Linked DNA regions of Mus musculus: region 1 is linked to region 2. Evidence: chromatin loops called from intact Hi-C (ENCODE). Cell type or tissue: gastrocnemius. All regions are shown on one strand. Each heading gives the region's core, and the rest is flanking DNA. Links, peaks and the distances in the headings are about the cores only. Region 1 holds the start of Gm32789 (a long non-coding RNA gene). Region 2 has its middle 10 kb from the start of Gm32733.

Region 1 (12,435 bases), core at 1,841-9,840, 51 kb before region 2:
CCCACAATGAGAGAGCAGGCATCGCTTGGAAGCCCAATGTAGGGGAGCCCAAAAGACAGGAGGAGCCTGGGGTTTGCTGGTCATCCAGTACAACTGAATTTTGTAAGCTCTACATTGAATGGGAAATGCTATCTAAAAAAAATAAGGTAGCGTGGAATTGAGAACACACCGGAGATTGACCTCTGGCCAACACATACACGCACACACAAAGCACACTGCAAACCACACACCGCACACCACACACCAGGGGACAAAGGGAGGGAACGAAAGAATGTTGGGAGCACAAAGGTTTTGATCACAGATAGCGCTAGGGAGACCAGGAATGTTAAACACATGCAGGGCTGCCTGGAAAAAGACGTATAACCTGTTTTCTGCCCTAAAGGCTGGGGATGGAGGTGGCCGATCACCTGGCAACCTCCGTGCTATCTGTAGGGCCAGATCATACCTGGCTCCCCCTAAGCTCCCACAGCTGGGACTGGAGGTGATTAGTGGCCCAGATGACCTCTGTACTAAATGCATGACTGAGACCTCCTCTAGGCTCTTAAGATGAAATCTACCTTTGGAGCCCATCTACCCGTCTTCATGCCAGAAATAACACGCACTTTGAGAAGTTTTGAAATTATGCCTCCTCACGCACATGGGATTGCGCTATACCAGGAAATTTTCCCCCCCAAATTGGACTGTGCTTAAAAATGCCTGAAATCAGCTATCCAGTGTCAGACTCTAGAGCAGTAGCTCCCAACCATTTAATACAGTTCCTTGGGTCATGGTGACCCCCAACCATAAAATCATTTCATTGCTACTTTATAACTATAATTTTGCTACTGTTATGAATTATAATGTAAACATCTGTGTTTTCTGGTGGTCTTCAGCAAGCCACATGAAAGGGTCACTCGACCCCCACCCACAGGGTCTGAAAGCTGTTGTTCAGAGGTTTGAACCAACACCAGCTACTGAATCTCTCTGAACTAATTTCTTTCTCACCTCACATGGATCCTTACTCTGCCGGCTCTGGTGTTTACAGAGACCCTCGTGTTGCAGGGCAGAGAAAAAGGAAGAAACATGAAAATAAATGGCCTGCTTTATGCTGCCCAGATATGGAATCTCTAACCCCAAAACAAAGCCACCCCTTTGCCATCTTATCACAAACTCGCTTTTTTTTAGGTAGATTGAATATTTAGGGCAGGCAGCCATAAGGTACCACCAGTACCAAAGCCCATCGAGACTTCTTTTCCTGATCTCCTTCCTACGGAGCAAGCCTTGAAAAGATATATATCCTGGAGGCCTACAAACTCTCCTGATGGAGACGAGGCTCTGCCCCTATAGGGTAGACCCTAGTGGGGGAAAAACACAGCCACGCAGATACCTGTGTGATGTCTTTAGCTTTCTCTCACCCTGCGGAAGATGGCAGTCTTATGATCTCACCTTCTCATCTCTCTCTCTCTCTGTATAGAGCCCTCTTCTCTGTACAGAACCTGCTGAGAGGCAAGGCATGAGACCCACTGACACTCAGTGGCAAACAGATCAAGGTCCTGCTGTTGATTAAGTAACAATTTGGGGACTGTCTAAGACAGAAACAAATAAGTCACCTTTGTCCTAGAGCACCTGCAGTGTAGTAGAGGTGTGTGAAATTAGGTGTGCTAAGGAAAGAGACAGCTGAGAGACCCAGGTTAAAGAGTAGACAGGAAGGGATGTGACAGAAACTGCCTCATGGAGGATATTTCTGAACACACCTAACATAACCTTCCCCAAAGCACAGTTGCTGTAGCTGATGTTGTCTGACATTAGGAGAAGGCTGCTTTCTGAGGAAAGCCTGTAACTTACCACAGCAAAATAAGATCGCTTTATAGACCACAAAATAAATGAATCTCTATGGAATTTCAAACAGCTGGGGAAGAAATGTACAAAACACTATGGTCTCCAACCGTTGACAGGGCAAACGGAGGTCATCTAGACCACTCAGTGAAGTAAAACCCCAGGACTCCATCCTGAAGGAGTTGCTTGACTAATGATTTGAACTGTGGCCTTTGAGTCTGTATTTTAGTTACATACACTACCACACCACCATCAAACCAAGGCAGGCCTTTCTCAACATGTAGGTCTCAACCCCTTTGTGGGTCGAACAACCATTTCATAGGCGTGGCATGTCAGTATCCTGCATGTCAGATGTTTAAGTCATGATTCTTAAAAGTAGCACCAACACAAGGAGCTGTATCAGAAGGTTGCGGCATTAAGAATGTTGAGAACTGCTGACCTAAAGCACCATCAAACTTGGAAACCATCTTTACCTCTTGAACTTCTCCTATTGCCAGGGGCCTGTTTGGGAAGTCCGCTTTAGTCCTTCCCAAAGACCCTCACAATCATAATGACTGACCAAGGTTTAACTGGGCTCTTGGTGTTTGGGGGTTCATTCCTGTTTACGAGTGCTAAAAAAAAAAATCCTTCTGTTTCTCACTAAGCTGTCACAGAGCCTCCTGAGACAGATCCACCAATTTCACTCAACAGGCTGGAGCCAACTGGCCTGAACAAGTCACAGTTCTGAAAAGCAGGCTCTCTCCCTGACTGAATGCGAGGGTAAGACACTCCTTATTCTTGCCGTAGGCCTAAGGAATTAAAGTCTGTATGGGAGCCCCCAGCAACAAACAAACTGTAGCAGGCTTTTAAGTGGCTCTTGTTACCATTAAGAATAGAAGTATCTAGATCAGGCTCATCCCCTGAGGAAGTAAATTTAAGGGGACGAGAACTAGGGTGGAGGCAGACACTGAACCAGAAGGGTCTGGTGATATCGTGCTATGTATAAGTGAGCTGCAGGCTCTAGCATGGGGTATGACTTAGGGGCCTCTAGGATGAACTCAGAAGTTCCAGTGGGTGGAGTGAGACAGGGGAGGAATGTTGTACCTGAGTGTTTCCTCATACGGCCCTCAGATTACGGCATTGGAAACAGGGGTCGAGGGGAGGATACTGGTACCTCCAAGAATACTTGGGTCCAGGGCAAGCTACAGAGAAAGGATTTGGACAAAGGAAAACTATGAAGAAAGTAACCCACTGTCAACTCTGAGAATCCAAGTGACTCAAGGAGGGAGCCCTGAAGGTGGGGTTCACCTAGCCTGAGGTGGCACTGTTCTTTTCTCTTTCTTTCTTTCTTTCTTTCTTTCTTTCTTTCTTTCTTTCTTTCTTTCTTTCTTTCTTTCTTTCTTTCTTTCTTTCTCTTTCTTTCTTTCTTTCTTTCTTTCTTTCTTTCTTTCTTTCTTTCTTTCTTTTTTTTTGATAACTTCAAGAGGCAGCTTTGAGTGGAGAGGGAGCCTGTCCGAGCGCGGTGGGAGCCATAACGTCCAGCTGTCCAACTGCCACCGCCAGTGCAAGTCATGACCCGAGCACACTGCAGGGAAGATTGCCTCTCGTGACGTCAGCCCAAGGAGGAAATGACCTTGAAGGAAACAGAACCCTGATTAGTTGCAACGAAAGTGCTCATTTCCATTTTCCCTTTCCGAGAACGGCTGTGTTATATAGTCAATGAAATTAGTGTGCATTGTTTTTGCCTGTTTCAACAACAAACAGAAGAGACAGGATAATGTGGAAGATGTTAAATGACTAAGTGAACTTTGGTTAGAACAACTTCATATTGGAGATACTTCATGAAAACTGAAATTTTATTAGCACATTGTCATTCAAATTTCAATAACAGTCATTTTTGTTTGTTTTTGTTTTGTTTTTTTTTTGTATGTGGGTTTTTTTTTTTTTTGGTTGGTTGGTTGGTTTTTTTGGGGGGGGGGTTGGTGGTTTTTTTCTTTTGTTTGGTTTGGTTTGGTTTGGTTTTTCGAGACAGGATTTCTCTGTGTAGCCCTGGCTGTCCTGGAACTCACTCTGTAGACCAGGCTGGCCTCGAACTCAGAAATCTACCTGCCTCTTCCTCCCAAGTGCTAGGATTAAAGGCGTGCGGCACCACTGCCTGGCCAATAACAGTGTTTTAAGTGTTCAAATACCACTTAAGACTCTGTACTGCCTAGTTATTCTAATACATAACACTTTTCCTGTATCTAAGCTCAAAGTGAATGTAGGCTGGTATTTTTATATGGTGTACAAAATAGATGATGGTGGTTTTATATGGTATAGAAAGACATAACAACATCATTTTACTTATAAACACAGATATGCAAAATTTTCAACCTAGGTGCACTTTTAAAGCACTTTCAATTAGTTTTTGAGCATGTCTAAAGGGGACACCCAGAATGTCCCCAAAACACCAGCAGACCAGTTTTGGTCATCTAAGTTTCTCTTCCTATATTCTCGCTTCTCATTGAGCACAGCAAATCAAATATTGGGGGAATGGACAGGACCATCTTTCCACGTGCAGGGATTTCCAAGTTTCCTCCCAAGTTGCCATGACCTGGAAGGCTGCTGAAGTTTTAGGGAGGACAGACCTTTCAGTTCCTTGTTTCTCTGCCTCCTCCACCCTCTCCTTCCCTCTGCCCAACCCCCTCCCTCCACAAGTGCTTTCCATGTAAGGGAAAGACAGAAACTTACTGGTATAAAGGAGAGAAAGGGGCTACGGCTGAGATCACAGCTGCAAGATCCAAGCCCCATGCTGCTAGCGAGCTTTCTATTGAGTCCATGCTGGGCTAGGGTATATCACACTATGGGGAATAGGAGAGTAATTTTTTTTTTCTTCCTCAAGACTTTTAGGTTAGCTTCCAAGGAGCAATGGTTCCCACTCTTAAGGCCTTGGAGTAAAATCTCATGATTTTGTACTAAGAGGTTATCTGGAGGTCTGTCCTATTGATAACGTGTAATAAAGTACCCAGCCTTATGCAGTAAAGTGCCCCAACCCTGTGGAGGGAATTCTCAAGCTGTCTTCTCAGCGACCTGCTTCTGTGGGAAAGTACTAAGGCTGCCTCTCACACTGGAGGGGAGAGGAAGGGCCTGAGGCATCAACAAGGTGGTCTGCTTTTACCTTCTGCTTTGCAAAGTAAACAGATGGAGTTTCACACGTATTCCATAAACCTGTCTTCAGCAGGGGACTTTTTTTCTACTGGAATCCCAGCACAAACATGATGGACGAGCCCACTGCCTATGAGCCTGGCAGCCATGAGTGATAGATAGATACCCTGAGTCACACCAAGTAGAGGTGAACTGAGGATAAAGTTGTGCATCCAAGTGCTGTACTCTCCTGAGCTAGAGGAAGGTTTTCTTCGGGCCAGTATGGAACCGGAGGAATCCTGAATGTGGAGAGGCGCAGCTGGGTCGTCTCCAGACAGAGGAGGCTCCACTAAGACAGGGCGCCTGCTTCTTTCCCATCAAACGACAGCAGAACAGGATGCAACTTTGGGTTCCCAGCCCAAGGAATGCTTTCTGTCTCTTGTGACACACACCCAGACGTCTTCAGACTAAAACCAGGACTCTTCAGATCTCAGGATCGATCTCTTAATGATCTGACAATGGAACTATACACATGGGAAAAGCTTTGTCACCATGATGACGGAGTGTGAAAGTAAGAGACACAGAACAGGGGTGAAAGGGGAGCCCATTTATGATGCTGGAAAGGTAAAGGAATGCTTGTGGTGGAGACATCTTTTTTTTCTAGTCTGAACCACTTACAGATGATAATAATAATAATGGATTCCTGTAGTTTGTCCCTCCCAGGGTGCTTTAACGCACATCCTTTCTTTCCATCTTTGATGATACTAAATAGCACAAGTACCTACAAGCTAGCAGCACGTGGGTACCATCAAGAGATGCCTGGGTACCTCCTATGTGACTGATTTTATAATGACCTGGTTCATGAGTCTTGGCCTTTGTTGGCCTTCATTTTTGAGATGAACAGAGACCCACACAGAACCCCACATAATCCTTTAACACTATCTGTCATATCACAATGACTTTAATGTTTTAAACATCTCCCTCCCCCTTGCTTTTAAACCAAGTATATTCATCTCCTAACTTAAAAGGAACCTCCTCGAATATGACCATCCTGGAGACCCTTCATCTAAACTCACTAGCACGGGGCTCAGGGGAGTACAGCCTGGGCCCACTCTTGGTCCCATCACTTACTACCTAAGCAAGTTGTCCTACAGGCTCTTAGCAATAAACCTAGGGTGCCAATAATGTACCTCACGGGGCTGTCATGTATAGAATTTAAAAATACCTAACATACAATAAAATGGTAGCTTGCGTATCATAAGTGCATGGTGTTTTAGTCCTTTTTCTGATGCTACGGCTAAATACCACAGACTAGATTTTTTAAAATGTTTACTTAGCTCATAGTTGTGGAAGTCTGGGAAGTCCGATAGTATTGACTTTTTGTGAGGGTCATCCAGATAAGGCTCAGAGTGGCAGGGGATGTCCTGCAACAAAACAGAGCTGCTGCATAGCAACTTCCTCTGAGATGAAAACCTTCCGCTTTGGAAAAAAGCTCGAGATGAAGAATATTTTTAGAAGGGAGGTAAAGCAATATGATGTTCTAAGTGTGTGTGTGTGTGTGTGTGTGTGAGAGAGAGAGAGAGAGAGAGAGAGAGAGAGAGAAAGAGAGAGAGAGAGAGAGATTCCAATCCTACAGGGAAGCTGCTTAAGGTCAGGACATAACCATCTCAATCGCTCAATAGGAAGTCTCTGAAACTGACCAGATACACTAAAGCCCTCCACCCAAGCCTAGAAGCAGTAAAGACTTCTCAGAGACACTCTCAGACTAGACGAGCTGCCTAGAAGAAACACGGGGCTACTTGCAAGAGGCAGTTTTGAGCTGTCTGGCTCAGACCAGCTGGACTGCCTGGGAAAGACAGTTTCCCGCCTGTTGAACTGCTTGCGTGCTCTGCAGAGCATTTCAGAGGTTCAACTCCTGTGGACTGTCATCCAAGATACAGTGTGGATCAGGAACAATTTCAACACAGTATAAAGCTGATAAAGACTTCCAGAGCACATGTCTGTAAAGCCCGGGAAGGAAAGAAGGCTTGCTTCACAAGGCAGAAGGCAATAATTTATAGTAACAAGACTGGTGACTCTTTGCTCAAGTGTGTTCCCCAGATTTCATGTGCTGGAAACCTGGTACCCAGCAGAGCCATTGTGAGAGGAGACTCTCAGGGGGAGGTTGTGTGACAGGCAGATTAATTCTCTGAGACAGGTATAGTTAGCAGGCTATTATGGGAACGACTGTTATAAAGTGAGCTCCTGGGGACCGGCTCTTGTTGTATGACACTATTCCTGGGAGACATGAGCAAACAACTGGATCATATCTATAATTAGTTCTGTGCATATTTAACATCATGTTTTAAGCCATCATGGTTACTTACCTATGTATCACTAATAACTATGAACTCATTAAGAGACCACATCTCTTTTATCCTTTTAATTTCAGCACACAGCCTGCAGATATCCACTTAATTCGCTAGTGATGGAGCTAGTGGTATTTTTTTCAAAAAGTGTACACACTGGAGCAGGAAGCAGTCTTGGAAACAATTCCTGCTCAGCCCATCATTTACAGGTGAAGAAAATAAGGTCTGTGAGAATCAGACTAACCTAAAGTCACACCGTTCACACCGTTCGTTAGCAGGTGTGACTTTATAATTCATAAGTGCTGTGCTCTTAGAGGCCATTGGAACCTGTTGACAAACAAGAAATCAAACTACGATCTTGTTTTCCTGGTTTTCTTTGCGGAGGACATATGATTTTTCCTTTCTTGGTTATTCTTTGGCGGAAGTGGTTATAATCTTCCTTGGTAATCATCAGTATTCACCCATCTCTGCAATTCCAGAGAAAGGCAAGCCACTCGGCAGCCACCCATGATGTAGCAGTAGATATGGCCGACGTACCATATCATCTTCATCCTCGGATTCCCTCTGAGCTCCTGCTCTGTACAGCTGCTTCAGATAAACGAAGAAGGGTGAGGACGGAAGAGCTAAGGAAAGGTGGTTCATGAAGAGCCATGCGGGGTGTGGAGTGAATGAGTTTCTTAAATATTCTTACTTTCTGTGGCTACCTAGTAAGACACTTCTGTGTTTCCAAATTTAGTAGTTTAAAATAAAACCTCCTGTTTATTCTGTCTACAAACGTATTCAAGAGGGACAATTCACTTTGGCCTTATAAAGCATCTGACCCACAGATCCACAGACCCACGGATTCACAGATCCACGGACCCACAGATCCAAAGATCCACTGATCAACTGTGAGCATTCTCCTCTTGGATGATTTAACCACATGGTAGCAGGTGGGTGTTGACCATCTACGGCAATAAAACTATGGCGGCTGCTTGAGTTTAGATTTGGAAATGTCTTTTAAAAGCCCGTGTCAAGGCCTCTTCTAACGTTAACAGGTGGGGCCTGACGGGAGCCTTCGGGCCACTAGAAGACTGAGGACCTGCCACACTCTGGGGCAGCTCCTATGGACGGTCAGGAATGGTTCCTAGCCCTTACCTGATGGTCACGCCCTCCGTAACTCCAGTTCCTGCTGATCCGGCGCCCTCTTCCGGTTTCTACAGGCACTAGGCACGCAGTACACTTCCGTACAGGAAGGCAAAACATTCTTAACATAAAATAAAAATTTAAAAATCTCCAAAATACACTTCAGAGAAGTTTGACTCCTACTCTCAGGAGCAGTGGGAGTTGGGGCTTACGTGGTTACGTGGGCTTATGTGGCAGAGAGGTAGATACGTGAATGCAACATGTTAAACTCTAGACCTGATGGTTTTCTCGGAGAAGGGAAAGCTAAGACAGAGCTTCCCTGGTTAAATAACCCTCAAAAGTCGGCTTCAAAGACTTCCATTCTAAATACAACTTGAGCGTGTGCAACAAGGTCTGCTCTGGGTGTTGTCAAACTTGAGCCTCCAGCCGCACCTTAGAGAAGTCTAACACCTGGGTGTGATTGATATCAGCTGGGCAGACAACTTCACAGGTTGATGGGGAAAGAGACAAAGAGAGCTCTGTGAAAACCATCCCATCCCAGGGTGGATGTGCGATCAACATGGTGCCCATATTCCCAACATGGTGTCTGTAGAAATGAGTCAGAGCTTACGCTGCACGGACTCTCAGAAGGTACCACCCACAATCCAGGTGGGTCTCCTACATCCAATCAAGGCAACCAGGATGCGTCTTCAAGTAAGACTGTCTACACAGGTGATTCTTATTTGTTGCAAGTGAACACAGAACACACCCAAAAGGTCCACCCAAGTCACTACACAAATGAGCAAACCACGTGAAAGGGGACAGTGCTGTGTTCTCTAGAGGGTCAAAACTAGTGGGATAGATAGATATAGAATTTCATACATTTGTGTTTAATGATATTTAATACACTTAATACAAATTTAAAAATTGATTAATCAGCGTTAACATAGTAACAACAGCAGAGTCAGACCTGAGAGCCAAGAACCTGGTAAGATAGTCAATCCTGGAGGCTGGGTTCCTCAGCAGCCGAGTAGTCCCACCATGGCTGCTTCTGAGTAGAGGGAGGCTGGCTGACAACTGTGGTGGGGGTTGGGATTGTTCAGTCCGCAGCAGCAAAGGGGCAGACTGGCTTGGTGGCAAGAGGGAAGGCTGAGAAGCCAAAGGAGTGATGACGTCTTTCTTCCACACCCTTTTCACCGGGACTCTCAGAAGGTACCACCCACAGTCTAGGTGGGTCTCTCCACATCCAATCAAGACAATCAGGATGCTTCTTCAAGACCGGCTACGCTGGTGATTTTAATTGGTTGCAGCCTCGATACTGTCCTAAGCCACCACCTGAAATCTCCAGCTTAGCAGAAATAAGTTCTGAGCTCTGCAAAGACAAAGTATGAGAAATACATGAGGAGAAGAAGAGGGAACAGTTCTCAGCACAGCTCCATGTGGCTTCCTGTACATCGGCAAAGACTTGAACAGTCCAGTCGCAAATGTATCCAAAGGACTAGAGGAGACTGTGTGACAAAAAGTTGAAACAATCACATTCCAGCCTCTTGACTAAGAGGAATGAAGAAACAGATAGAGACAGTAGCCACGGCTCAGGAAAGAGAAATTATAAATGCAAAGATGTAAACCTCTGAAAGGGACTGGGAATTGGAAGGCAGGAGGTCTGAGGACAGGAATCAAAAAGTCAATAGATTTCAACAGTTGGTTCAAACAGGCCAAGTAAAGAATTGTAAGCCTGATAATTGATGGTAAAGATTATGCCGTATGGTGATAAAGATACCATAGGATGGTATGTGGGGGTATGTGGGTGGGAGGAAACATGACCAGAATCTCGGGGACAAGCGGGGCACCACTAAGCAAGCACACGTGTAACTGAGTACCAAGGACAGGAACGAAACAGAAAAATACTTGGACGAATTATGACTGACAACTTCAAAATATTAATAAAAGCCAGGACCCTTTAACTCCAGGCCGCTAAGATTAGTGTAGGGAATACATGAACATATATCACGGTTTTCAAAAGAATCCTAGAAGCTTGAAAGGGGTGGGGAGAGCAAGGAGCCCGTTGTTGTATACCTGAAGCAAGGGGTACCCAGAGCCAGCAATGCACAGCCAGAGTTCTCAAAGGACAAAGATTTCAACCAGGATTTTAATGTTCAAACAAAGTAGCTTTCAAAAGCAAAGGTGAAATAAAGACATTGCCAGGGAATTAAGTGAGTAATTACTGCCCAAAACACTAAAATTTCAATGCAAGGCCCACCCCCACATACATTCTACACTTGGATACTGGGCTTAATTGTGCACCTTCAAAGGACAGCGTAAATACATATTTATACTTTCTTAGCTGACTAAAAGACAGTAGTAACAATATCTTTGATGTTGTTTATTCTGTATAATCCTGTATAAAACATAGTCTGTATATTTAAAAACACACAGAAAAATAATATGTTTGGCAAAACAGCACAAAGAAAGTGGTTGGGAGAAAAGCTTTATACAGCTTTTTATTTTTCCAGACAGCAACTCAGAACCCCAGTAAGGGATGAAGAGAACTTGAATTGAGAAATATGATTAATATAATATCCTCTATACGCATTTCTATCCTCCTTCATCCTATGAATTTACTACAAAGACAAGTTAATACAGAGTAATAATAATAATAATAATAATAATAATAATAATAATAATAATAAATTAGCTGGGGGTCAAACAGGTAGGAGAAAGAGGAGAGGAAAGAAGAAATGGGATGCTCATTATAGATACATAGGTGAATTTCTTGGTTTTTTTTTTTTTTTGTTTTTTGAGACAGGGTTTCTCTGTGTAGCCCTGGCTGTCCTGGAACTCACTTTGTAGACCAGGCTGGCCTCAAACTCAGAAATCCACCTGCCTCTTCCTCCCAAGTGCTGGGATTAAAGGCATGAGCCACCACCGCCCGGCCATAGGTGAATTTCTAAGTTCCTTAAACTCATATTATTCTTAAGTGGATTCTAGTGAGACAATGCGGGTTTATATGGATGTCTTCTGGTCTGTCCCATTGGCTTCCATGTTTATTTTTGTGCCCATATCAGTCTGTCCTCAGGGTTGTGGCTCTGTAGTGTAGTCTGAGGTCAGACTGTGACGACTCTGACCCTGAGGGTTGCAGGGTCTTTTTGTTTGATTGGTTTGGGGGTTTTGGGTTTGCATTTTGGTTTTCTTTTTTGGTTTTGGTTGGTTGGTTGACTGGGTTTTGTTTTGTTGTTGTCTGTTGGTTGGTTGGTTTGGGTTTTTTGTCTTGTTGTGTTTTTTTTGTTTTTGTTTTTGTTTTGCTTCCATAAAATTTTAGGATTGTATTTTCTACTCCGGGAAAGACCGTGGCTGGAATTTTGACAAGAATGGCACACGGAGTCTAGACCTGTTTTCAGTCATACTGTTTTCACAACATTGATGGATCCCTTCTTCCCTGTAGGTTGATAAAACAAGCACTAATGGACTTATAAATAAAAGGTCAAATAGACCCATGGGTCATAGAAGCAAGTATATCACCCCCAAAGAAAACCCAAAATCTAGCAGGGAAAACACCAGATGCTAAGGCTCCCTTTGGCATTGTGGATAACGGAATCAACAGAGCCCCAAAAGGCTTAGGTAGCCCCAACACCTCTTCCCTTCCCCCTCCTCCTCTCCCCCCCCCCCCCACTTCCTGCCTTCCTGTCAGGCCTTCAGTTTTTCCCAGCAGGCACCCCAGGCTCCAGGGTCTCTAACATCAGGAACCTGGGTTATAACTTCCCCTTCACAGCTTCATGCAGTGGCCCGTCAGGGATTCCTTCCTGGCCGTGCTCTGAAACTATGCAGAAAGTCCCCATGACCTCTCCAATCTCACATTTCCATGCCTGTCATGCCAGTGCCATGTGGGTAATGTTGCCAAATTCTGCTACCAGCTGAGATGTAGCCTAGCCCTTCGGGGTCACAGTGCTAACCTGGGGAAACCTTTTCCTGGGCGCTTGCTTTCAAACACGGCGATCCTTCAGTTTAGGCTTTCTCTTCTGATATGAATTTGGGCCATCAGGAAGGAGCCCCAAAGGTGGGGTTTTGC
Region 2 (12,435 bases), core at 1,545-9,544:
CAGAGAGACAGAGAGAGACACACAGAGACAGAGACAGAGAGACAGAGAGAGAGAGAAGAGAGAATGAACTCTGGGTATCTTAAACCCTGTATAACATTAAACACATGGCAAAGCAAAGCCTGGTCCACATTCTCATGTCCCCACCCATTACTCTCACACTGACAGTTAAATTTCAGCAAGGGCTTTGTTTGGAAGGTAGAGCGGGTACTGACCCACAGGAAAGCGGAAGCAGAAGCAGAGCCTTGTACTTCATACACTGGCGCGGCTGAGAGCTCAGCAGCGAGAGCCCCGAGTAGGGGCTGATAATATTCCAGATCACATGGGGTGGCGAGTGTTTATGGTGAACAAGACCAAAGATGCACAGAGAGAAAACGGGATTCAGGGATACCATCCAAACAGAACAGCATTAAGTTTTGTTAGAAAATGTAGGGTCCAATGTAAAAAATCTCGTGTGTGTGTGTGTGTGTGTGTGTGTGTGCGCGCGCGCATGTGTGATTCTGCAAACACATGTGTGGACCTGTGAGCACATTCAGAGGCAACGTACACCTCTATCACTCTCCGCCTTATTTTTTTTTCTTTCTTTACTTTTTTTTTTTCTTTTTGGTTTTTCAAGACAGGGTTTCTCTGCATAGCCCTGTCTGTCCTGAAACTCACTCTGTAGACCAGGCTGGCCTCGAACTCAGAAATACGCCTGCTTCTGCCTCCCAAGTGCTGGGATTAAAGGCATGCGCCACCACTGCCCGGCTTCTGCCTTATTTCTTTGAGACAAGGTTTCTCATTACCTCCAGTGAGCCCCGGTGACCCTCCTACATTTCCCCCACAAGGCACTTGGGTGACAAGCCCTGGGACACACCTGGCTTTTTATATCACGCTCCGATCTAAACTTAGGTCTCCGTGTTTGAGCCGCAAGCACTGCTGTTACCGGCTGAGCCGTCTCTCCAGTTCCACAGTGATTTAACGTGATGCTCAGCACGCTTTGGAAAGATGCGCATAGAATCAGTGTGCAGCAGATTCGTAAGAACGACGAGATAGCATAAAGGTCTTTCCAGTGCAGAAGTGATGGGAGTTAGGACTTGGTGGGCATCTAGAAATGGGACATTGGGACAGTCATCCCCTTATGTGGTAAGGGATTAGAGAGGAGGGGAGGAGTGGGCCCGGAGGCTTAACAAAGCATTCCAGGCCTTGTTATTACAGATGCAGGGAATTTGGCAAGGCTCAGCCTTCAAACACAAGTTATACTTTATGGTTATTGACTCAGGACCAAACGTTACATGTGTGTGCAAGCACACCCACAGTCCACATTCAGGCATTCATAAATTAGACTCTTGAATAGATTTGGTTGACTACCAGACACATATAACACTGTCACTGTTCATCCAAGTATGAACAACAACAAAAGTGTTTGTAAACTGATTGCGTATCAGAGCAGCCATGGCTGGTGACTGCAGAGCTTGCTTAAGATCGTGGGCAACTTAGGCTTTAAGTCCAAGCTGCCATTCAGAAGGAACCGAGTGAGTTCAAGCAGATTTATTATTATTATCATTATCATTATCATTATCATTATCATTATTATTATTATTATTATTATTATGTATTTTCTTTATTTACATTTCAAATGTTATCCCCTTTCCTGGTCCCCCTCCCCGAAACCCCCCATCCCATCCTCCCTCACCTTACTTCTATGAGGGCGTTCCTCCACCCACTGGGGCATCTATTGAGCCTTCATAGGACCAAGGACCTCTCCTCCCATTGATGCATGACAAGGCCATCTTCTGCAATGTATGCATCAAGCAAATTTCTTAGTCTCTTTGTGTCTCCATTTCTACTCCAGTCACAGGGGTGCTATCAACACTGGTTGCTTATTTGACAATGAAAAGCACTACTACTCATGGATTCTTTGAGAATTATTTTTAATGTGTAGCCGTAAACTTTGCTTGTTATATATCATGATAATGGAATGTTGTTATATGATAACTTGTTATATGATGTCATGATAATGGAATGATATGCTTTAGCTTTAAACAGAAGGAAACAGAAAAAAAAAAGTCTGGTTATAGAAATCCTTTACCTCAGAAAATAATTTGAGAAAAAGTGACGTTTTCTAAGTGGACCAGTTCAACGAATATATCTGGTGAGGAGTGTATTAATTCCTATTGGCCTAAGGGCCAGTGGAATTAAAAAGAGCAGACAATTTTCACAATTACTTCCTCAAAGGAATAACACACGGATTCTTTTGCAATGCAAAAATTATTTTTGCCACTTTAACGCACACAAGATTGAATTTACATATCTATAACCAAAGCTAGCTTTATATACTTAGTCATTGCTCTCGGACCCTTTGCCTAAATTTCGATGGTGGAGTCTTGCCTTCAGCACACCTTCCTCTTCTCCAGGAAAGAGAGCAGGGTTCATCTGTGACACATACAGAAGCTTTGTCTACTGCAGTCTCTTTGTGTAGAGCTTTAAAAAAAAACCACACATAATTTTCTTGTTTTAAATTCTGATTGTTTTCCCTCCTTCATCTCTTCCAAGTCCTTCCATCCCTTCACCCACCCAACTCCACTCCTTCTTTCTCTCTCTCTTTAGAAAATAAACGGACAAAGAAATTTTAATTAGTTAATTAAACGAAAGAAAGAGCATAAGAAACACACAAGAGCACACAACCTACACAAAGCAAAAGCTTTAAAAGCACAAAGTCAGGGACCACATCACACAAGCAAGACTATACCAAAACTGCACCAAGATAGTGTTACACGAAAAATAATCTCCTAAAAAGCCACTGAGCTGGCCTTGTGTTGGCCATCGACTGCTGAGCACAGGGACCGGCCTCCAGTGTGGTTTGAATGCCCAGTGAGACTCCATTGGAGAAAACAAACTTTTCCTTTGTAAGTAGATGTCAGTTGAGGATAGCTTCTTGCTTAGTGATGGGAGCGCATGTCAACTTTCCATTCTCACCAGAGGGACCTCTCTGGTTTGGACCTGTGCAGGCCCTGTGTATACTGCTGCAGTCTCTGTGAGTTCATATGTGCGCAGTCCTGCTGCATCTGGAAGACACAGTTTTCTTAGATGATCCATCTCCCCTGGCTCTTACAGTCTGTTAATCTCCTCTTCTGCACAGTTCCCTGAGCCCTGAGGAGAGGGGTTGGATGAAGACACCCGCTTTGAGACTGAGTGTTCCAAGGTCTCTCACTCTCTGCACATTTTCCAGTTGTGAGTCTCTGTATTGATTTTCATCTGTTGCAAGAGGAAATGTCTCTGAGAATGGCTAAGTGGGACACTGCTCTATGGATATAGCCCAGTGTTATTAGGAGTCATTTTATAGCTACATTCTTCTAGAAGAAGAATAGTAATAGTTTCCTGCAGGTGGTGGCCTATCTAGTTTCTGGTTCTTGGATGCTGGAACAGGTCAGGCGTGGGTTCTATCTCATGGAATGAACCATAAATCCCGTCAAATCCTGGCTGGTTGCCTCCACATTTCTGCTGCCATTACACTAGCATATGACACATGCAGGCTACCATTGTAGATTTCAGGGCTTAAGTTGGGTTGCTGCTTTCCTTTCTCCTCTGGAAGAATGCAAAGCACCTTTCAGTACCCTGAAGACTAGTCAGGAGGGGTGAAGGCTTTAGTTCAGGGGTCCTCAACCTTCCGAATGCTGTGGCCTTTTAACACAGCTCCTCATGTTGTAGTGACTTCCCCAAGAATAAAATTACTTTTTGTTGCTACCTCTTAACTGTAATTTTGCTACTGTTATGAATCATAATGCAAATATCTAATAGGTAGGTATCTGATATGTGAACCCTGTGAAAGGGTCTTTCAGCACCCTCTCCCCATTCCTCCCACTGCCGCCAAGGGTCACTGCTCTAGTTAGTTACCAGCTCAAATTCTCCATGTTTACTGATCAGCTATGGAGAGCCACCAATAGCCTTGGCCATGGTATGAGTTTGGGGATTTCCACTGGACCCCCTCTGGCAAACAACTCAAGTATATGCGACCTATTCCTGGTGCAGTTTGTAGCAGAAGGTATCTTGTTCATCCACTATGGAACTCAGTGTGGTGGAGGAGGCTTGGAATATGTCTACCTTAAGATCCAGCTATCCCACTCACGGGATAGCATGCGCCCAAGGGACTCTACGTCCTATATCAGAGACACTTGGACAGCCACGTACATTGCTGCTCTTCAGCACAGCCAGAAACTGGAAACAGCCTAGATGTCCCAGCAGAAGACTAGATAATACACATGTGTTATGCTTACACAATAGAACATCATTCCATTTTATAAACAAAAATCATAAAAATAAAATAAAAAAGTAAAATCACAGTCAATTAATGAAGCTAGAAAAATAAAATAAACTCTTGGTGGAGTTTTGACAGTCCATTGTATATAAAAAAAATCATTCTTATTCAAGAAGACAAATGTGATCTGTATGTGCTTGTGTTGATGTTAGCTTTTAATCCTTCAATGGTTATACTACGATCTATATAACCACAACGGTTAGGGGTAGGGGTAGGGGGTGAGGGGGAGGAGAGGAAGGAAGAGGAAGCAGAATATTTAGGGACAGGGAAGACTGGGGTGGGAGGATTTAAAAAAGAAGGGTTAGGAAGAGATGGGTAAGGGTGAGGGAGGGAGGGACAGCTAACAGCAAGGGTCATTTGACAAGTCATATGGAGACCTACTACAGTAAAAACTATTTGAAATATATACCTACATGAAAGATATAAGTGAAATCACCAAATAAAGGTGGCGACAAAGCCCCAGCTAGATATCTTTTGCCACAAAAGTGTGAGAGACCTCGGAACACTCAGTCCAAACTGGGGTGTCTTCATCAAGCCCCTCCCCTCAGAGCTTTTTGTGTTTCCCAAACAAGACGAAAAGAGTTCTTTCAATTTCTGTGAATAATTGTATCGGACTTTTGATAGGGATTGCATTGAATCTGTAGATAGCTTATGGTAGGAGAGCCATGTCCACCGTATTAATCCTACCAACCCATGAGCATGGAGATATCTCCATCTTCTAATATTGTCTTCAGCTTCTTTCTTCAAATGTCTTCATGTTTTTATTATACAAGGCTTTCAGTTGTGTGTTAGGGTTGCAATGAAATATTGTACTCTTTAAGGCTGTTGTGAGAGGTGTTGTTCCCTGATTTGTCTCTCTGTCTGTTTGCCATTTGTATATAAGAAGGCTACTGGGTTTTGTGTTAATTTTGTATCTAATTGCTAATTCAATGAAAGTGTTTATCAGCTGTAAAAGTTTCTTGGTGGAGTTTTGACAGTCCATTGTATATAAAATCATATATAAAGATATCTGTACGCTAGAGGGTGGTGGTGTACACTTTTAATATTAGCACTCAGTAAGCAGATCTCTGACTTTGAGGCTAGCATGGTCTACATTCTAGGACAGCCAGGGCTACACAGCGAAACAGTTTCTCAAAGCAGAGAATGAATGAATGAATGAATGAATGAATGAATGAATGAATGAATGAAAAAGAGAAAGAAAAATTAAGAAAGAGAGAGAGAGAGAGGCAGGCAAGAAGGAAGGAAGGAAGGAAGGCAAGAAGGAAGGAAGGAAGGAAGGAAGGAAGGAAGGAAGGAAGGAAGGAAGGAAGGAAGGAAGGAATTTGTATCCCCTGTTCTCCTTCTGTCATCCTACTGTTCTTGCTAAGATGTCAAGTCCTATACTGAATATCTGTTGTCTTGATCCTGATTTTAGTGGACATGCTTTGAGTTTCTCCTCCCTTTAAGTTAATGTTGACTGTGGGCATGTTGTATATTGCCTTTATTATACTGAGTCATGTCCCTTGTATTCCTAGTCTCTCCAGGACTTTTATTATAATGAGATGTTGGATTCTGTCAAAGGCCTTTTCTGCATCTAATAGATGATCCTGTGGTTTTGTCTTTCAGTGTGTTTATATGGTGAATTACATTTATTGATCTGTCTATGCTATTTCAGCCTTGAGTTCATTTCTTACCATTTATTCATTTTGGGTGGTAATTTTTCCATTTGCTCTAGACTTTTCAAGTGTGCCATTGAGTTGTTAGTATGAAATCTTTCCTCTTCTTTTCTTTTCTCCTTCTCTTCCTCTTGCTCCTCCCTTCCCCTTCCTCTTCCTCTTCTTCCTCTTCCTCTTCCTCTCCTCCTCCTCCTCCTCCTCCTCCTCCTCCTCCTTCTTCTTCTTCTAATGTAGGCAACTTAGTGCTATGAGCTATAGCTGCCTTCATTGTGTCCCATAGGCTTGGGTATGTTGTATTTTAATTTTCATCCAATTCTAAACTGTTTTAAATTCCCTTCTCAGTTTCTGCCTTGATCCCTTCTCCATTCAGTAATGAGTAGTTCAGTTCCTATGAATTTGAATATCTTCCATTGTTGTTAATAACCAGCATTAATCCTTCATATCCAGATAGGATGCAGGGTGTTATTTGAGTTTTCTTATAACTGTTGGGACTTTTGCTTTGTGTCCTAGTTTGAGATGAGTTTTGGAGAAGAGTTTGAGCCAGAACAGCTGAGTTGAACCAGCCATTCGGAATTCAGAAAGAGCTAGAAAGGGTGAGCTTAATTCATCAGTAAGCCTCCTAGACAACATTTTCATCTGGTGAATAAAAGATACTTTTACCCTGTTCCTTGATTTCTGCTGCCCTCTCGGGATCTTAGGAGAGTGTGATGGCTCTTGGTGGCCACACAGAGAGTGCTTTTGCAGGCCTGTGGGTAGCAGAGAGCAGTGGAGGAAAAGGATGAGAGAGGCATCAGGAAAGACCTTAGAGATCCTATCCACACCAAGAGGTTGTGTCACCGGGGAGCTTATGGTGTGGTGGGAAGTGGGAAGGAGGTTTCAGTAAAGCAAAGAATAATCCGTGGAAACATGGGTGGAAGACTGAAGAAGACCCTGAGTTGGAAAAATTAGTCAGGGTCTCCAATGATGGCGTTGAGGAAGGAATAGGGGCAGCAGTAAGCTTATTGCTATAGGGTTGAGGTTGGGGGTGGGGGTGGGGCAGAGAGAGAGAGAGAGGTAGTGAAGGACAGAAGGACAGAGCAATTCACCTTCCCTGCCAGGTGTGGTCACTGTGGGTCCCAGGTGAAAAGTGTTTCTATGTATTGGGGGGTGACAAGAGGGAATGGGAATAGGGTTAGGGGGGCTAGGAGTGTCCAAGGGAAGGAGAAAAGCTGGGTGCACACCAGGGTCAGGCAGAGTCCCCCGGGGAATGGAGGTAGGGTGGAAGAGAAACCCTGCAAGCAATCTGTTGTTCCACGGATGAGCTGGGGATGACTCTTGCCCAGTAACTTTTCATAATAAATAAGGTTTTGGGCTCACAAACTTGGCAGGTGGGGCCATAGTCCTGCCAAAAGACCCAGGCACAAAATGAAGAAGAAGAAAAAAATCCCTCATCTCTGGCTATTTCCACATATGGGAATATTTGAAATTTTGAGTTTGAACATCTGCAAAACTGACTGAGTTCCCCACCTGGTTATGTTGGCAAGCAACACCCACAATTTTGGAATCCTTAGTTTTCTACAATTAATTCAGTCAAATTCTCTCTCTCTCTCTCTCTCTCTCTCTCTCTCTCTCTCTCTCTCTCTCTCTCCCCCTCCCCCTCTACCCCCCTATAAAAGGCAAGAGACCCATGATCTCAGTTCCCCCCACTGACATCATCTCAATGTTTCTTCCTTTTTTTCCCAACCCATGCAAAAGTCTAAACTTTCAAGATGGCAGAACAAGAAGGCAGGGCCTTTGATAAGTGATGAGTCATGTGGGTGATGTCATGACCAAAGGGCCCCAGAATCCCTCAGCCTTCTGCTATGTGAGGGCAGTGAAGAGATGTCCTCACCAGGTACCAACTCTACCAAAGACCTGTGAGAAATGGCTTGATGTTACTTGTAAGCCTCCCAGCCTATTTCATTATAGCAACTCACGCAGATTAAGACAGAAAATTGCTACTAAGAAATGTACGGATGATGTAACAAATACCTAAAAATGTGGAGAAGGCTCTAGAACTGGGTAATGGTGATGCCTGGCAATGTCTTTGGTGCATATTAGAAAAGGTCTCTATTGCCATGAATAAAAGGCAATTTCAGTCAGATTTAGGAGAGAAGAAAGAAATGAGGTGAGAGAGGAGAGGATAGAAAAGACAGTGAATGTGGAGGAGAAGGGACCATAGAGAAACCTTTAGTCTTCTCAGAGAATACCTTTCAAAGTCTTTAAAGCGTCGGCTCTCAACCGCCCCAGTGTTGTGACCCTTTGATACAGTTCCTCGTGTTGTGTGACCTCCCCAACCATAACATTATTTTCCTTGCTTCTTCATAACTGCTACATCATGAGAACCTGGCCCAGCTGCTGCAGGAGGCCAGCTGCCCAAAGCCGTGGGACAGGGACCTAGCACAGGGATAGGTCCAGGGGCCCTAGAAAACAGAGTACAGAGCCAAACAAGACACTTCATGAAAAGTGAGGTTTGGTCTTTAGGGGATCTGGCCCCTCCTTTCTTCCTTCCTGTGGGGAATGGGACCTTCTGTCCTTGGCCTCTCCTGTCATTGTAGTTTGGAAACGGGCAGCACGGTTGGTTTCACACATTCGTAGCTGAAGTGTGCTTCAGATCCAAACCAAACCCCCATTTGTCTCACTCACGTCTGACTGACATGATAGCAGAGATTGTGGACTTTGGGTTTTGATCGGATGTTGGAATGAGTTAATACTTTTAAGGCTGCTGGGACAAAAACATGAAATTTGGGGATCATGGGAAGAATATGACAGGCCGAACACTCTGAAATTCACATGCTGAAATCCTGACCTTCATGATGGGAGCATCAGGCAATCAATGAGTTAGAAGATAATAGGCCATAAGAATCCTGTCCTCACAGGCGGGATAAATGGCCTACTAAGAGACACCATAGAGGTAGCATGCCCCTTCCACCAAGGCAGGAAAGTAAAGACATATTATGTAAGAAATAAGCCCCTGATATTTCAGCACATTCAGACTCCATGGCCTCTAGAATGTTGAGAAATAAAGATCTCTTGCTCATAAGCCGCATAGTCTGCAATATTTTGCTTTAGAAAACCAAACAGCTACTTCAGACGTCACCCACAGACAGGGTTTCTCTATGTAGCCCTGGCTGTCCTGAAACTCTCTCTGTAGACCAGCCCTCCCGGATATCTGCCTGCTTCTGCCCCTGCGATTAAAGGCGTGTGTCACCTCCCACAGTAGATGGAGTACTTTTATGTATGTATGTAAACCCATGTTCAGATGTACAATCAAGAATCTCTCTCCTCCTCCTCTTCTTCCTCCTCCTCCTCCTTCTTCTTTATTGATGTTTTCATAGATTATTTTCAAAAATAAACTTTAATGACAGAGAGGACAAACATAAATGAAAGTTTTCAAAAAAAAAATCTGAAATGTTGAAAAGGCTGGAAACTGAGTGATATGAAATCAGAAGAGAGATACCGAGGACGACAGCCAATGAGAGCAAAGAGAACCGCTCCACCCACTGGAGTGAGATTTCTGGTGTCTTAAAAAATCCCACTTACGTTATGGAAACACATTTTTGTTTTAATCCCAGGTGTGATATATGGGGCTGCTTCAGATTGTCCCCAGCAGCCGACTAGTTGCTCTGGGTGCTTCCAGTGCAAGATCTGGGAGGGGCGCGATCTTTGCCAACCTGGGATAGTTTAACTGAGGGTTCTGCAGAGGGAACGAATGCCAGAACCCGGAGAGAAAAGGTTGCGCTTGGGAAAAGAAAGGGGTGTGGCTGTTCTGCCTGCTGGTGTCTGCTCCTGTTTGCTGTTGGTAGCTTGTCAAGTGGTCGAGAAAAAAAGACAAGATGTCGGAGATGCCCTGAAGAGACAAAGATTGGACTTGTCCCAAGGAACTCAACCCAAATAAAATTGATGTATGGGGGCTAGAGGGGTGGCTCAGAAGTTAAGAACACTGAGGTCCTGAGTTCAGTTCTGAGCAACCACGTGGTGGCTCACAACCATCTGTAATGAGATCAGGTGCCCTCTTCTGGCCGGCAGGCAGGATGCTGTATACATAATAAATAAATAAATAATTAAAATATATATGTTATATATATATATATTTGCACATATATATATGTTGCACACTGTATTAGGTGGTTCCCAGTCTCTGCCCCCATGGATATGTAGATGGAAAGGCAAGTTAGTAGAGGCTGGAATAAATCGTAAGAGCTCCCAAGGCTGCCTCAAAGGGAGTTTCAATGAGATCGGTGCTCCGGCGTGGGAGCGTCTTGACATGTTCAGCTGTGTGAGAAGAGAATCTGGATGATGTGTTTGTATTGTGGTGCTGTTAAGGGCTCTGAAGATGAGATGGACTGGGAGGTCTTTAAATGACACGGAAGGACACCGAGTCACAGGGCTCCATCTTCAAGTTTCCTGTGTACAGAGTTCCCTTTCTTGAGTGCCTGGGCTAAACCTTACCTAATTTTTCTAATGTGCTGATGAAAACACACTGTCCCAGTTATACCTCTAACTGGGTGGTTTCCAGTATTTTAAATATTCTCCTTACACGTCTACCTCTGAAAACCTTCCGCTTGCCTCTGCGTCACCTTCGTAGGCTCTCCGTGAGAACCAGACCAGAGAGCTTGCTAGTTTCTTTCTCACCCCTGTGACATGCCAGGAATGTGGGAAGGTCTGTGGGAAGGTCATGGCTTTCCCTGACACCATGTGCCCTTGTCATTTGCTCCCTTCCTTCCCATACACTGCTCTGGCTGCATGAGCTTGCTGGTGGGGACACTGTTGGCCAGCGTGACCACAAGCTCTTCATTACTGATCCTGAGGCCACTCCTCAGGCCATTCCTGTCAGATCTCAGGATGGACCCTCAGGACCTCAGGCTTGCCCTTCAACATTCTCTCCCCTGCTGAATTTAATAGCATGTCAGGTTCTCAGCTTTCCTCCAACCACACAGAATCTTCTCTGGCCATGATCTAGGAATCCCCCCTTTCCTTCTCTCCTCACTCTGCCTGCCCCGTGGGGGCTGGGGGACATCATCGACGCCCACATGAACTATCTCTCTCTCCCTTCAGCGCACATCTCTCTCCTAGTTTCCCAGGGACCCTCTCAAAGACATCACACATCACAACCACAGTCTAAATTTAACACTGCATTGAGTCTCACATTAGGGAATGGCATATAGTAGTTCTTAGAATCATTTCTACCTTGTGTGCCTTTTGCCCATCCTTCCTTCTCCAAGGGGAGGTACTTTATACTTAAACCAAGGAAGAAAATGCAATAGAAAACAATCACTAACCTAAAAACATGCAGTATTTCCACCAGGAACCACACGTATGTATGCAGACAATGGTATCATGAATCCCGTTATTTTGTTCACTTGGAAAATTAACAGAAAATAAATGAAAATAGTTTGGAGTCCACATAAAAGCAGGCTTGTACAGACGTGGTTCTATCTGTGAACTTTATTAAAGACTTTCAGGATGTCTGCCTGTGTGACTTTTCACTGTGTGTCATAATCTTACCACGTGTGCTCCGGGCTCCGTTACGGAGCAACCCATCAGAATTTGTAGAGAGTGTAATTCTGCTATTGGTCAAAGAAGTTAGAATTTCCTGCACTTGGGAGAGAATCTTGACATTTTCCATGACTATAGACATTGTCCAACTCTGTAGACAAATTTGGACAAATTAGAGTGATTGTTACCAGAGGCAAGATTGCCTGCTTCCCCTTTCTAAAGTCAATAATAGCCATTAGCTGGTTCGTAGCCAACTTTACCGGATGACTGGGCAAAGACTGCCGTGCCAGAGGAAGAGCCCCTGGATTTAGCAAATAATAACTCCAAGGTAAAATTATTATCGTTGAGTCTAAACACAATAATTTCCCACAGCATAGGGATAGCCAGTGGAATAAAGCTAGGGCAGCTAAGAGAAGAACCGAGACGGCCATCTTCATAAGAGTGCGCACGGCTCAGAGGAGCAGGCATCTTTGTTATGTATCCCATTAGCCTAAAATGGCGCTTGGCACACAAGAATCGCTTGATATTTTTGTCATGTGCTGCTATTTGAGCTTCATGTAATTTTTAAACATCACAGAATAGGACTCCTTTTGAAAATTTCAGCCACTTAAAGTGTAGAAACCATTCCTTCCCTATAGAAGGGCTGCATTCAGCCCATAGCCTTGCTCGGCTGCCCTGACACACCTTGTGGCAACCATCCTTGAAAGCAGTACCATCCCAGCAGTTTCTCTGGGCATCACACTGACAATGGTGTCCCTGTGGAGACTGTCTCCGTGGATCCATACAGGCTATAGAGTCAGGTACATACTGACTGGCCTGAGTACAGAATGCTCACAATGGAAGCCAAATGGCAGGCCCAGTTATCTCCCCACGAACGCTCCCCACGGAGGTCTTCTCTTTCCCACCCCATTCCTCTGGTGGCATTGTTCTGTCTACCAAAGCTCCTTCTTTACTCTCACATGTATCTCT

Evidence for each region. A loop is a pair of places that touch in the nucleus more often than their neighbours do. Peaks named below come from ENCODE experiments on the same cell type or tissue, not always from the same donor. Only the 100,000 strongest peaks of a DNase experiment are listed, where the experiment ranks them.
Region 1: it touches region 2 in a loop (1.9-fold over the local background); 2 of 42 quality-filtered maps call a loop at or near these places.

The regions. Positions count from the first base shown.
Region 1 is chr15:97,060,822-97,073,256 of GRCm38, forward strand. All of the region lies in intron 1 of Gm32840 (a long non-coding RNA gene), which reads left to right. Gm32789 (a long non-coding RNA gene) reads left to right here and starts at 6,366. Exons shown (of 4, transcript XR_875625.1): 1 at 6,366-6,439; 2 at 7,745-7,873; 3 at 8,093-8,197; 4 at 8,303-8,499. In gastrocnemius, for the core only: no CTCF peak of the experiment used is centred there; no DNase peak of the experiment used is centred there.
Region 2 is chr15:97,111,816-97,124,250 of GRCm38, forward strand. No RefSeq gene overlaps it. Among named protein-coding and RNA genes, the nearest start is that of Gm32733, 10 kb to the left of the region's middle. In gastrocnemius, for the core only: no CTCF peak of the experiment used is centred there; no DNase peak of the experiment used is centred there.